Linked DNA regions of Homo sapiens: regions 1 and 3 are each linked to region 2. The links are chromatin contacts, found by Hi-C or POLR2A ChIA-PET in ENCODE. All regions are on one chromosome and are shown on one strand. Each heading gives the region's core, a stretch centred on a gene start or an enhancer-like site at or near the end of the contact. The rest is flanking DNA. Distances are from core to core; before and after follow the strand shown.

Region 1 (2,808 bases), core at 1-2,500, 4.6 Mb after region 2:
ATAAGAGAAACTCGGTGACTCCAGGGACTGCCTTAGGAGAAAGTTTCTGGAAGTTCTGACATTCCAGAAACTTTCTCCTAAGGCAGTCCCTGGGAGTCACTGAGTCAGTCCATTTCCGTTATTTTTTTGGAGGCAGCCCTAACTCCACAGATGTATTCCACTATCAGATACACCAGATGTTTATACAAAAATGTTTTCGTGATATTTTAATCGTCTTAATAGCCTTTCAACAGGTTCTCATGGTTCTTAGAAGACAAATTCTTTACTATGGCCTAGTAATCCAGTTGGTCCCAGCTCATTTCCCACCCTCACTTAGGATGTTCTGGCCACATCTGCCCTCTAGCTGATCCTTGAACACCCTAGGCTTACTCCATCCTCGGGTCATATTTCCCTCCAACTGGAATGCCCCTCTCACATCCTAACAGGCTAGGCTCAAACACCGCCTCCTAAGACAGCCCTTGTCTTGAGTCCTCTGCTTCTCCCAGTACTCCACTGTATTCATAGCATAGCACTTCCCCACCACCCCAAATTCTCCCTGCTTTCTTTCCAAGTGAGTTGTCTCCTCTAGACTGTGAGCTTCTTGAGAACAGGGACTGTGTCTGCTTCTAGATGCATCCCCACTGCCTAGAACCGTGTCTGACACAGAGCAAGCCAGCGACCTCCGGGCTGCGGCTTTGAGGCCCACGGCGCTTTCGGTGTAACTGCGCGAACCAACTCCTGAACAGCCCGCTTTCCTGGGTCTCGAGGCCAAGGGCCTCTTTTCTCCCAGAGGGCCTCCGTCGGGAGTGCTGGCCGCTCATCCTGCCGAGTCACAGGTGAGGTTTAGGATTCTCCGCCGCGGTGGACCTCCACGAGACCGCGAAGCAGGTGAACGTCCTCCCGCGGAACCTGAGCTGCCAAGGGCTGGGGAGGGGAACAGAAGCTGGCGTCGGCTGCCTCCAGAACCTGTCAGGAGTCTTTTATGTGGACTATGGAGGTGAGGTGTCGGTCAAGGAGGTGGGCCCTGACTCGGAGCAGTGAGAGAGAGCAGAAAACCAGTCACCGCAAAACGGCTTCCAAAGAACCAACTGGAAAACTCACCGGAAAGCGTAGGCTGCCCAGACGCCCCGAGGGACCAAAGCTGAAGGGAGGAGCCCTCGTAAGCAGACAAGAGTGCGCGCGTCGAGCTTGCGCAGCCGCAGTAGAAGCCGCACGCTCTTCGGCAGGCTGCGCAACCGCAGTGGAGGCCTCGTGTGCCCGGGGTGGGGCACGAAACTGGGCGGAGCTAGGCCCCCTCGCGCGCTGACGCGACTGGTCGCGGCGGAAGGGTGTAAGCACGCAGGCGCGATGGTGGCTCGGGGGGGCAGGGAGGCGGGGCCGCGCAGGCGCTGTGAGAGGCGGTAGCGGCGGCGGCGGCGGTGGTATCGGCGGCAGCTGTGAGGGGGTTCCGGGAAGATGGTGCTGATCAAGGAATTGTGAGTGGGTCTGTGGGCGCGAGCGAGGCCGTGGGACGGCAGTGATGGGAGATTTGTTGATGGAGAAGTGGTAGGATATTCCTAAATCGGAGTCAGCCCTGTGTCAGCCCCTCCCTGCGGGCGCCCCCTCCCTCCCCCGGCCCCTTCGAAGCCCCTCAGCGAGTGCGCCCCTCGGCCCTCCAGGCATTGCCGTGGTAACACGCCCTCTCCCTTCCCCGGGGCGAAGGCGGCTGGGTCCCGGCCCGAGCGCATGGCTCGGGAAGGCGCGGCCGGGAGTTTCCGCTGGGACCCGCCTTCTCCCCAACCCCCCACCCCCAGGCTGGGTCTGGGCCCACCCCCAGGCCCGCCGGTGGGAAGGAGCCGCAGTCCGAGGGTGGGAGAGACACGTTGGTTCTGACTGTGATTTGTCGTCCGGGGTGGAGTCCCCTGGTAACCAGCGGGAGATGGGCTTGCCGGTTGAAGGCAGCCCTCGTGTCAGGACTCGCGGTGGGACGCTGGCGCCTTGAAGTTCGTGGTGGAGCCGGGATTCCGGAAAGCCTCCGCTCTCCTGGGCAGCTCCGCTGACTTGACGGGAGAGCCTTTTCTCTTTTTGGTTTCCGCATGTTTTAAGATGAGGTGACATCCCGGGCCCCACCTACTTTCTTAGAAGTTAACACGTGCTCTGTCAAATGGAGGGATTTCGAGGTGCATCCGACTGGCCAAGTGATTTTGTTGAAAAGTCACGGCTTTTCCTACTGGCAAGGACTGTAAACATTACGGAAATCTGCTTGCCTCTGAATGTTCGTCTGTCACAGCTGGTTCGTGTCGTCAGCATCCTTTGGGCAGCTAGGGAGGTCGAGTATGGCCCATTCGTTGGTTTTCAAATTCTTCATTTTAAATTCTTAGAAATATTTTTGGCTTAATTTAGCTTTTTTCAGACACCTTATTTTTAGTGTTCTTAAACCTCCTTTAAAAAGTCACTGATGCACTTCTCTGAGACTTAATACCTCCCAAAGACTCCCTGTCTCACCCAGAATAAAAGTCAAAGCCTCTGCAACAGCTACAAGGCTTTACACTTTTTTTTCCTGCCCTGATCTCATTTACTACCTTTTCCTTGCCCATTCCATCTTCGCAAGCTTCCTTGCTGTTCCTCTGCTACTCTAGAATAAGTTCAGTTCAAGACCTTTCCACCTGCTTTTGTTCCCTTTGCTTGAAGTGTTCTTCCCTTGGCACACTAACTCACCTTCTTCCAGGTCTTTGCTCAGACGTCACCTTCTCAGGGAATCCCTTTCTGAAGACCTAATTGTAGTTCCCACTATTTGGGGTGGTATTTGTCTTCCCTGCTTTATCGGTCTCCATAGTACTTATCACCATC
Region 2 (2,700 bases), core at 13-2,512:
GCTTTTGTTTTGAAGAATTCACCTAAAAATCCCCAGGGAACATCTTTTTCATTTTTCCTTAGCACACTCAAGTTTCAAATTCACTAGCTCAGTATTTGAAGAGGACCACTCTTACCTTGCCGCTTTACTCCCAAATTATTGTCCCCAAAAAGTATCTTTTAGGGAAACAAAGCAGCTTCACCTGCAGTCCCACAAACCAATAACAGAATATGATCCTTTCTCAACTTTACTGCCCCCAAACTGCAAGCTCTCAAGATCAACGTTTGCCTCAGTTTTAGCAAAAAAGCAACATTTCACCCAAGAAAATGAAATGGTCTGAAACACGCCTACACGCTGTCCTTTCTAAAACTTTTCGGCGGCGAAGTCCAAGCGCTCACCGCGGTGCTCGGCGCATGAACACAACAGAATCTAAAATTGTTGCCGCTTCACAGCAGCGATACAAGCTACCGGTGGCCTCGGATTGAGGGCAGATTTTTAACTTCTAGCAATTTCCAAACTTTTTCATTGAAATACTCCAACAGCTGAAGAAATTAACTCGGACCCCTCACAGTCCAGAAAGGTTTAACCCAAGCCAAGCTCATCATTTCCAACTTGAAATCTAACCAGTTGTGGAAATTGTGCGTTCCCTCCTCTCCCTGGTTCCGTTTACTGCAAAACCAGAAGCCATGACTCACCGAGGAGGGGACCAGAGCCCCCGGGAGGCCGGGCCATGTTCTCCAGGAGCCGGACCCCAGCCGACCACCCGCGCTTCCCGTCGCCTGCACCCTCCGGCTCCGCGACGCCCGGAAGAGCCCGGGCCTCCCGTGAAGGCCCCCCCGGCGTCCCCGCACTTGGCCTATCGCCCGGCCACGCCCGCGCCTGCAGCCCACAGATGACGCCAACCCGCCCTGCACCCACCCCAAGCACTCCCCACTCCCCGCGGGCCGCCCAGCCCCGGCCCCAGCGTACCTGTACCCCCAGGTGCACAGCAGGGACTGCCTCAGGTGCGAGCGCAAATGCCCCAGCGTCGGCTCCGTCTCGGGCACCTCCAGCGGCCAGGTCCGCTTCAGAAGCCGCACCCGCAGCCTCATGACGGCGGCAGGCGGCCCGAGGGGCCTGGACCCGGAAGCGGCGACGGGGACGGCGGCGGGGCCGAGCAGCTCCCGCCCCAAACGGCGACGACCCCGGACTGGCGACTACCGGAGCTGAGGGGTAGCTGAGGCGAAACGGGGAAAGAGCCCCGCCACAGTGGCCGCCCTGCCACTCGGTCTCTGGAATAGAGCGCCCGCCCCTCTCCTGAGGGCGCCTCCTGGAGCCGACCCCGAGAGCTGGAGGCGGGCAGGCGGCCTAAAGGAACCGGGCCTCTCGGGGTCGGCCGATCGATGACTCCGCGCGCAACGGCGCTGCCTGAGAGCGCGGGCACAGTGCGCAGGCGCCGAGATGCGGCCGCTCGCTGGCATCCCAGATTTTCCGCGGCGGTGGCTGGGACTCCCAGTACTTACTCCCTGTGTGCGTGGAACAACGGTAGCGCTGATAGGGATGCTGCAGACAGACAATACAGTCGCCACTCCCCAGGACCAAGTGTCACCCCCTTTCTTCCGTGGCCCTCAGTTCCAGCGGCATCTGCTCTGAGAAGCCTTAGGTTAATCCTTAGGTTGGCCGGGCGCGGTGGCTCACGCCTGTAATCCCAGCACTTTGGGAGGCCGAGGCGGGTGGATCGTTTGAGCCCAGGAGTTCGAGACCAGCCTGGGCAACATGGTGAAACCCCCCCCCCCATCTCTACAAAAAATACAAAAAATTAGGTGTGGTGGCGCCTGCCTGTAGTCCCAGCTAGTTGGGTGGCTGAGGCGGGAGGGTCGATTGAGCCCGGAGGTCGAGGCCTCAATGAGCTGTGATCGCACCACTGCACCTCAGCCTGGTTCCACAGAACGAGACCCTGTCTCAAAAAAAAAGTAGAACTATTTGTAGCCAGTAATCTATGTCCGACAGTTTATTAGAACTCTGTGGCTGCATAACAATCACCCCAAAGTTTAACGCAATAAACATTTGTTGTCCCACAGGTTTTAGAGGTAAAGGGATTTGGGGATGCGTGGCTGGGTGGTTCTGTCTCCAGGTCTCCCATGAGATTACAAACTGTAGGCCAGGGCAGCAGTTATTGACTAGGGCTGGAGGATCGGCCTCCAGGATGGCACAGTCATGACTGTTGGCCAGAGACCTGTTTTCACCACGTGAACCTCCCCATAGGGCTGTTTGAGTGTCCCCATGACATGGCAGCTGGCTTCCTTCAGAGCAGGTGATCCCAGAGAGACCAAGGTATAAGCCACAATGTCTTTTATGACCTAGCTCCAGAGGTCACATACGGCTTTTGTCATATTTACAAACCAACCCTATGTGTGAGAGGATCCAGCCAAAGGTATGAATGCCAACAGACAGGGATCGCTGCGGGCCATCCTGGAGGCTGGCTACCATAGAGGGTCTAACTAATGATAACTTAGATGAGAGAGAGTATCAAGTTTCGTCCTTGTGTGATAACCATAGTCCAAATCCTTAGAGTCAAATAAAGTTTCTCCCAATAGGTGGCAGCACTTGTCCACATCCTGCCCTTGATTCTGCAAATAAATATGTATTGATTGCCTACTTTGTGACAGATACCCCACATGCTGGAGACTCAAGAGACCAAAAAGACATGTTTCTGCCCATGCAAAGTTTACAGTTGAGTGA
Region 3 (2,897 bases), core at 161-2,660, 3.2 Mb after region 2:
ACAGCCAACACTTACCTGTTTATTGACCACAGATGGGGAGAATTCTTAAACTGTCCTTAAGTTGCTGGATTCTGGACTCCAAAAACTCTGGAGTGCCCAGAACTTTTCCTGTCTTCCTTCTCATCTTCTCCCACTGTCTCTAAGGCCTGGAACCAGGTGGCCTGAGAATACCCCCGGGGCAAAAATGCTCCACCCTGCCAATTTTCGCGGGTTAGTGTACCCACAGATTGCGAACTGCAGGTGATGGCTAGGCGACACTCTTAAACGCTCCTTCCATCAAGGACCACTCTACTCCCATTTTGGAGTTCCCAACCGGGGCTTGCTTGCAAGTGCCTTTAAGATTGCTTCTACTGGCCTTTTTTCCCCTCTCCTCTGTCGACCTACGAAATCAACAGGCCTGCCGGCCTAACGCAGGCGAATAAACGTGCGAGGCCACTGCTGAAACATAATTCAAATGAAGGCTCGGCCTTTTGTTCCTCCTAGGTCAGAGAGACCAGAAATATCTTTCTGGTAGCGTTTCTCGTCTCTCGACCCAGGCTGGCCTTATTATACAACGGATGTCCCTCGGCGTTTGCAGAAAAAGGGCCCTGGGAAGCCACTTAATTGGTTTTGGGGGAGGGGAGGACGTGGATTAATAACGATAAAAATGGAGAAGCCCAAGAAAGCGGCAAACTGGGGGCCCTGGAGGAGGGAAGCACATTCTGTCTAAAGCCCAGGCGAGCAGAAGTTCGGCTTGGGGCTGGAAGCCACAGAGGGGGCAGCTCGGCAGCGCCAGACGCCCCAGCCGACTGGGTCTTAAGGATGACGGGGCTCCCGCTCATAGGCCGGCACCCCTCGGCCCACAAATCCACGGTATCTTTATTTGCTTTTTCCCCTGGTTTCTCAGGAAACCCTGAAAACGGGGAGGGAGGCCTCACAGGGACAGCAGCCTGCGGGCCCCCCGGCGGTTTCATAGTGACCGGCTTGAGGCCTGGCCAAATCCTCCCCTTCACGCAGGGCCTCGAAGGCCGCAGGCCCCGCCCACGTGGCGGGAGGCCCGGAGCTCAGGGCGCGAGGACCGCCACACAATGGAGGCCAAGGCGGGCCCCGCGCGCCCCCGCCGCAGCAAGCCCCCCGCGCGCCACGGGCGCCGGAAGATTCCAGAACCGGCCCGCCCGGTTGGGGGAGGGGAGAGGAATGCGGATCCCCGAGCTCGTCGGGCCGCGGCGGGTGCCTCAACCCCCTCTCGGCAACTCCACTCAGTCTTCCCAGCCAAGCCCAGAGACGAACGACCCCCAGTTTGGGCGTTCCGGCTACCGCCGGCGCGACCGCAGTTCCACCATACTCACCCGTGGACGCCATTTTCTCTCCTTCCTCCTCGTTCTCTCAACGTCCGTCTCCCTCTCGCTTTCCCTCTAGGCGCCGCACTGCGCAGGCGCAAATCTCGCAACCCCGGGCGCGACCATCGGGCCAGGCCACGGGGGTGGGGTCAGGAGGGATGAACCACCGCTTACTCGTTCTTCGCGTCCGCAACTCTTGTCCCAGTCCTCTCTAAAGAGCGCCCGACGTGACACTCGGGCCAAAATAGCATCTAAGGGGCCAGAGCGGGGGTGAGCGGGTCTCAGCGTGAAACCGGAGAGGCTCTCAGCACGAGACTAGGCTGTTTGGAATGGTTCCGTCCGCTGGCTCTAGGGACGGTCGCTGAAGAGTCGGCCCTGCAGGGAGACGGAGATCGGCGGGAGGGCTGGGGGAAGGGACCCGGACTAGAACAACTGCTGACTAATCCGCGGGCCGCGGGGAATGGGTGGCGCGCCAGCCGGTCGGCAGGGGTCACGCGGCCGGGTGTGCGCGGAATGGATTCAGGGTTCTCGGGTCGCGCCCGGGAGCTAGAGTCCTGACTCCCAGCCGGGGTCCCCGACCGGCCTTTCGGGGTTGCCGGGCGCGCTCTGCAGTGAGTACCCGGGACGCGTGGCCCGGGCCAGCGGGGAAGGGTCCCCAAGGCCGGTCGGCTGGGTGGGAGGCCTCGAACGCCGTGCCTGGCCCCGAGACCCTATCCCCGGTAACGGTCGAGGTGGAGCAGGCCCTTTAATCATCCCTCATCCGATATCCTTGTTTCTACAGAAGGGGAAACTGAGGCCCAAGGAAATTGAGTATCTCTGCAAAGTCACCAGCTGAGTTCGAACCAGACAGATCCTGGGACCCCCTACTCTATCCGCCACCGGAAGAATCTCCGTCCTTGTCTTTCCATTCTGCCCTCCCGGCTTCCCAGTAAGGTAGGCAGGGCCTGGTGGTGCACTGCCCCGTTTCATAGATTGAAGAAAGTGAGGTCCAGGGGGCTCAAGTCCCAGTTCCGAGTGTCCACGGGTAAGCCCTTCACCCTTGCTAAGGTGCCCAGAGCTGGGGAATGGTTGTGAGGTGTCGATGCAGGAGGAGGTTTACGGTGGGTGCCTTGGCCCCAAACCCTGCCTCCAGGCAAGGCTGACCCTGCCCACCTTCCTGGACCTCTAGCCCCAGCCCCCTAGGTGGATGCCCGGGTCCGCGAAGGGCAGGGTTCACCTTCAAATCCCTCGGCAGGACCAGGAGCCAAGCTAGTGTCCTTTTTTCAGTGAACATATATAAAGCACTGGCTGTGTGCTGTGAATACCCTGGGGAATGTGGGGTTGGATCAGAGGAGCCATGAGCTCAGACCACCTGCCTAGGGAGACAGACTGGCCAAGCTGTGCTCCTAAGGATAAGATCCATGATGTTAGGGGGCCAGAGGAGGGGAAGGGATATTTGAGCTGGGCTTCCAAGGGTGAAATAGGAGTTTGCCTGCTGGCAAAATGGAGGGAAGGACAATGCAGGCAGAGGAGCTTTCCACATTTTTCCTGCAGGAAACTGGTAGATGTGGAGAAGGCGCTTGGCAGGGGAGCAAATTA

Evidence for each region. A loop is a pair of places that touch in the nucleus more often than their neighbours do. ChIA-PET counts read pairs that join two places held with the same protein, here RNA polymerase II (POLR2A). Pooled maps may share reads with other maps.
Region 1: a loop to region 2 is called in a pooled map, with 22 times the contacts of the local background. The contact joins the promoter of TTC28-AS1 here to the promoter of FBXO7 in region 2. A Hi-C loop is called at or near these places in 1 of 168 maps with a recorded cell type or tissue (CD8-positive, alpha-beta T cell), 1 of 37 single-sample maps with no recorded cell type and 8 of 50 pooled maps.
Region 3: a loop to region 2 is called in a map of CD4-positive, alpha-beta T cell, with 11 times the contacts of the local background. The contact joins the promoter of EWSR1 here to the promoter of FBXO7 in region 2. A Hi-C loop is called at or near these places in 3 of 168 maps with a recorded cell type or tissue (CD4-positive, alpha-beta T cell, CD4-positive, alpha-beta memory T cell and CD8-positive, alpha-beta T cell) and 7 of 50 pooled maps. POLR2A ChIA-PET finds 5 or more read pairs at or near these places in 1 of 52 experiments (activated CD4-positive, alpha-beta T cell).

The regions. Positions count from the first base shown.
Region 1 is chr22:27,917,818-27,920,625 of GRCh38, reverse strand. It overlaps TTC28-AS1 (TTC28 antisense RNA 1), which reads right to left and starts at 1,250. Exons shown (of 5, transcript NR_026963.1): 1 at 1,081-1,250. It overlaps PITPNB (phosphatidylinositol transfer protein beta), which reads left to right and starts at 1,370. Exons shown (of 12, transcript NM_012399.5): 1 at 1,370-1,454. The coding sequence starts at 1,435. It overlaps MIR3199-1 (microRNA 3199-1), which reads left to right and starts at 14; the gene lies at 14-101. MIR3199-2 (microRNA 3199-2) reads right to left here and starts at 100; the gene lies at 15-100. RefSeq lists enhancers at 850-1,029, 200-1,184, 1,185-2,170 and silencers at 1,340-1,409, 1,600-1,919.
Region 2 is chr22:32,473,373-32,476,072 of GRCh38, reverse strand. FBXO7 (F-box protein 7) reads right to left here and starts at 1,262. Exons shown (of 9, transcript NM_012179.4): 1 at 949-1,262. The coding sequence starts at 1,070. RefSeq lists enhancers at 746-915, 501-1,001, 1,170-1,339, 1,002-1,502, 2,228-2,287 and silencers at 672-981, 992-1,181.
Region 3 is chr22:29,266,781-29,269,677 of GRCh38, reverse strand. It overlaps EWSR1 (EWS RNA binding protein 1), which reads right to left and starts at 1,410. Exons shown (of 17, transcript NM_005243.4): 1 at 1,329-1,410. The coding sequence starts at 1,341. RHBDD3 (rhomboid domain containing 3) reads left to right here and starts at 1,697. Exons shown (of 7, transcript NM_012265.3): 1 at 1,697-1,930; 2 at 2,101-2,252. RefSeq lists a silencer at 1,065-1,154 and enhancers at 1,325-1,384, 1,495-1,554, 947-1,818.